2 separate regions of the Mus musculus genome follow, and region 2 is linked to region 1. A link is a loop called in an ENCODE intact Hi-C map of the cell type or tissue named here. Cell type or tissue: left cerebral cortex. All regions are shown on one strand.

Region 1 (2,500 bases):
AATAGCTTCAGTTAGGGAGCATCAAACCTCTGGAGTACCGTGAGTTCTCCTAGATGTAACCAGTGGTTACCTTCATTTGGTAAATGAATAACTAAACCATTTAGTTTTACAGTTTTCCTGTCTAGTGATTTTAAGTTTGGCTTTAGTGTCGTTGCCTGTGTACAATGGTGTATAAAGTGAAATTCATGTAACATTTTATGAATGCCTCATAAAAGGAGCAACAGAACAGATGGCAATACCCAACATTCCTGGGCAAAAACCTAGTGACTTTATTCAGTCTTCCGTATTGGCTCCGTTTTCCAGTTGAGAAAACGGAGAGTTAAGAGCTGGCTAAGGATGTAGCTCAGCAGTAGAGGGTAGAAAACAGAGATCAGAGAGATGAGCTCATAGGAGTTAGCAAGTGACTAAGCCAGGACTCAGCCTGGATCTGACTTCAAAGTGGCAAGCTTGACCTTTGACATACCAGCCTGCCCCAGTGCTTCACCTTCCCAATACAGCAAAACTTTGAATATGGTTATCAGGAAATGTTAATTCTGTAATTGTTTCTAAAATGAGCGTGTTATATAATTCACAAACCATTAAGAAACCCAGAAGTCTCTAATTGAATAGTCATATGTGTTCATGTGAAAGATGATTATGGCATGGTTGCCATTATTCCAGCCCTTAGGAAGAAATGCCCTTGTCAGTCTGCCAAGATGATGCTTATAACCAGCTGAAAGAGATCTGAGCACTCCCAAGTTAACGTTGAAACAGAAACATGAAAAATTGCAATTTGGCATCGTGCTTCTTTTGCTTTATTTGAAATGGAAGATAGAGACAGTAAGATGGAAGCTGGCTAATACAAGTGCTTAACTCACAAGAGTGTGAACAGAGTGTAAACTTAGGCTGAGCTACAGAGTGTGTGCAGAAGACTGGTCAGGTGACATTAGAGCAAATTAAATGCTAGCGTGTAGAAAAGCCCAGGAGTCCACAGGCTGGGTTGGCATACCAGACAGTGGTGCCACCTGTGTGTCCTTCAGGGAGTTTACCTGCCACCACTGGAATCTAGTTTCCTCATTAGTCAAGGAAAGATTATTACCTACTTCTTAAGACACTGTTAACTAGTAAGTAAAATTAATAGCCAAAGCACATAGTGCCTTGTATGTACTAAAACATTTAATAACTGTTAGCAACCTTAGGTGTGTGAATATTTCAGTAGGAAAAGGAAGAAGAAAACCAAGGAAGAGATCTAGAGGAAAGTTGGAATTTTTTCATCAGACACCATGCTTTGAGGTGCTTAAAGACTGATGAAATTTCTCTACAAAATTTGGAAATGTGCAAGCATGCTATTTTTCTTCAAGACATTAAGGGAAAGGCCGTGGGAAAAAAACCAGTAACTATCAGGCACGGTAATCATTTCATAAACTAAAGATCAATTGATGCCAGAAACACACATACTAAAGGAATGTCAAATGGAAGATAGCCTTACTCTGATAACAGCACTCGTCTGTACCCATCTCTGAGACAGTGAGTATTTATAGCCATGAACTGGCATTTGAAAGCATTCGCCTACAGTGCCAGGCACTACTGAGAAACAGATTATTTTTAAATAAACATTTTCAAAAACTCAGAACCATGGACTGTTTGTGCTTTCAGATGCTAGTTTGTAGAAATCTCTAATGCATATCTCATTGAGCTCATGAGAGCGCCAGAAGCAATGTTGCTTCAGTGTGTTTATTGGAATTTTAAAATCTCCCTCTTAAGAGCAGTGCAAATGTGAATATAGTAGAAATGGGTCCATGGGTGCTCAAGAGAACAGCCGTTTAAATTTAGAAAATATTTGAAATCTTTTCCTCCTGTAAAGGAAGTTATTTGATCTTTGAGATTTTATCAAAAGCTTTGGTCCTAGTAGCACATGTGCACTTCACCTCAGCACACTCAGAGCCTGTGCCCCTTGTGAACCACACAGCGTTCATCATAGCACAAGGGTGGCATCATCTCTGGCCATGGGACTTCTCCCAGTCACAGATTTGTTCTTTTTGTCTGAAGATTAGACAGTTACCTTGCCTTCTGAGTCTTCACAGTTCAGATCCCAAAACAAGGTATTACAGTTCTACAAAAGTATTCGTAGCTGAAGAGGACCAACTGCCACATGAACCCCACCCCCACCCCCCTGCCAATCATCCCTCATCACTACCCTGGCTTGCTTCCCCTTCATGGTGCAGATTAATGCCCCAACTGTGTCCAGGGGCCATGCCAAGAAGTAGAGGGTAGCAGGGGTCTCTGTCTTCCTGTATTTTGTTAGGAGCCCCAATACCCTCCTGTCTTTTTTAGGTGTGGTTTATGTTGGCTATTGAACTTAGAGGAAGAGTTTCAAAGTGTACCAAAATCTAGAAAAAAACGTAGAATGATTTAAAAATCGAAATTTAACCTCTATTTTACATTCTGTAAAGACGTTAAATACGATCCTAATATCTATGTAAAGTTTCATTGCTTAACAATTATTAGCAGCTATTATTGC
Region 2 (2,500 bases), 130 kb after region 1:
CTGCCTCTTCCTTCCCATGGATCAGGACGCCCAGAAGATATTCTACGGCAAGGGGCTTTGCAAATGATCCAGTCCACCTCCCTCAGGTTATGCAAAAACCTAGTTGACAAAGAATTTAAATATCATTGGTGGTGGTGGCGCACACCTTTGATCCCAGCACTGTGGAGGCAGAGGCAGGCAGATTTCTGAGTTCAAGGCCAGCCTGGTCTACAGAGTGAGTTCCAGGATATCCAGGACTCCACAGAGAAACTCAAAAACAAACAACAACAGAAGAATTTCAGAGGCCTGGCCAAGATCCGACCGCTAACAGTGATGAAGTGTATTACTGAAGTGCTCAGGTGGCTCTGACTCAATTGTACACTTCTCACACAGGAGGTGTTCCAGGGGGCTGGAGAGATGGCTCAGTGGTTAAGAGCGCTGACTGCTCTTCCAGAGGTCCTGAGTTCAATTCCCACCAACCACATGGTGGCTCACAACCATCTGTAATGGGATCCGATGCCCTCCTCTAGTGTGTCTGAAGACAGCAACGATGTACTCACATACATGAAATAATTAAATCTTTTAAAAAAGAGAGAGAGAGAGAGGTGTTCCAGGACTGATAGCAGAAGCAAGCGGACAGACAGAAAGCTATCTTTATGACTCTCCTCCAGACATCATGCCTGCTAAGACAGGAGCATGCCATGTTCAGGATCCAGCTGAAACAATAAAAAGTGAATCCTGTCTTTTGGGCAATTTAAATTGCAAGGCCAGAGCCACTGTCTGCTGGACTGAACCTCTCTGACTAGCACACTCTACACAGTACATCTCCTTCTGGCCAGCTTTGATGCAGCCAAACCACTTTTTGACCTGTCCTACCTCCCGTATCCTACATGAGATAGTAAGTCCCACCCGTCCTTTCATGCATTCAAATCACAGAGTTCAGAACAGCTAGGAGGACAGATAGCAGAACTGCCTGGTCTATCAGATCCCCCTCAGGCAGGTAGTCCGTGGCGTGTTCTGTCAGAAGTTGACAGCCTGCTAGCGTTGGACTCCTCCCAAGTTAAAAATGTCTCGTTCGCTTTCATTTCCTGCTCTGTTGATTGTGGGGTCAGGGACCCACCCATCCGCAACTGGTTTTCCCACTTCGGGCTGTCTGCGGTGCGTAATGGAATTGGGCTGCATTTCTGTGCTCAACCAGGAGGTGTCGCTATGCAATTCAGTCCCCTTACGCTTGGTACTTGTGTTCAATAAAACTCATTATTCCATTTAACAGTCCTCTTTTTAACAATCCCATGCTTTATAAAGCAAAGGACAGTGTAATTCTGTCTCCTCTACTTTCTGTGGCCAACAGCAATTCTTTAATGGCCCATAATCACAAGGATGCATTCGTGCCTAGTCTTCCTCACGCCATGCTTGAACTGAGGCAGCCAAGTGAGCCGTTGCTGTTCTCAGGGAGGTCACAGGCTCCAGAAATCCATTCTGACCCGTTCAGTTCTCAGAGGGGAAATAGCAGGAGAATAATAACTATTCTCTGCTTGCCACAGTGGGCCAGAGATGTCCCCAACACCCACCCCCAACATCCACAGTGTCTCTAAGACATGAGTCATCTCTCTCCCCTTACAGCCCATTAGATCTAGGCATGGTGAACCTGACTTGTCTAAGCAAAGTTACCTTCAGACAGTATGGGGCAGAGTGGAGCGTAGGCTCAGATTACACTTGATAGATAAAACTGCCAGCCCCAGCCAGGCAAGACAGCTATCCTGTGAGTGCTTCCTGTGAGTGCCATCCAGGGTCCATCCACTCCTGCTTGAGGCCAAGCACTGGTGAAAACTTATTAAGAAAATGTCCCTGGCCTTGGGCTGTTACAGCCCGGCAGCAAAGCCACCCGGAGTAGAAGCCTGTCCCTGACGACTCCTCTCATCTCACACAAAGCTTGCCTCTGAAAGCAACATGAAAGATAAGCCCTTTTCTTGGTTTCTAAGGTAAGATTTCGGTTTTGGCCTGCAGCTCTTTCTGGGAAAAAAAAATCTCTTGGTAAATTCAGGTGTAACTCCAACTAGTGATTAAAATCCCCTTTTCCCAACTGCAGAAATATATCCTAGAAACAAACCAAGCCCTCCGAGATGTAAAGGAGGCATTCCCCCCAAAAAATATGGTCAGTGACATTCAACCCACCAAGTCCGCAACCCCTAAAGGGGTCAAGCCCCACCCTACCCCTGAGTCCCCAGCCTCTGCTTGCCCACTGCATGGTCATCCAGACAGCTTGCCACCCAGCCAGGTCCAGCATAAATTGCACACCAGAAGACAGGGTTAGCTCTTCCTGAACCGATAATTAAAAATATTTTGTGTGTCCTATCTTCCTGTGGAGAGGAAAAACCAGCAGCGCATTCTTAGAAGCGTTTTAGAATAACCCAGGGCATTTGCAGACTCTTTAAAAAAAACAGCCCCTCCATAATGGTTCCCCCCCCCCCCTTCTACTGGAAACACCCGCAAGCCTCTTCCTTGGCGGTGTGCGAAGATT

The links. Peaks named below come from ENCODE experiments on the same cell type or tissue, not always from the same donor. Only the 100,000 strongest peaks of a DNase experiment are listed, where the experiment ranks them.
Region 2: it touches region 1 in a loop (2.3-fold over the local background); 2 of 42 quality-filtered maps call a loop at or near these places.

What each region holds. Positions count from the first base shown.
Region 1 is chr11:108,753,312-108,755,811 of GRCm38, forward strand. All of the region lies in intron 22 of Cep112 (centrosomal protein 112), which reads left to right. Among named protein-coding and RNA genes, the nearest start is that of Cep112it, 63 kb to the right of the region's middle. In left cerebral cortex, no CTCF peak of the experiment used is centred here; a DNase peak (open chromatin) is centred at 1,547.
Region 2 is chr11:108,888,170-108,890,669 of GRCm38, forward strand. All of the region lies in intron 2 of Gm46298 (a long non-coding RNA gene), which reads right to left. Among named protein-coding and RNA genes, the nearest start is that of Gm46298, 22 kb to the right of the region's middle. In left cerebral cortex, a CTCF peak has its summit at 1,169 (motif pointing right); a DNase peak (open chromatin) is centred at 1,187.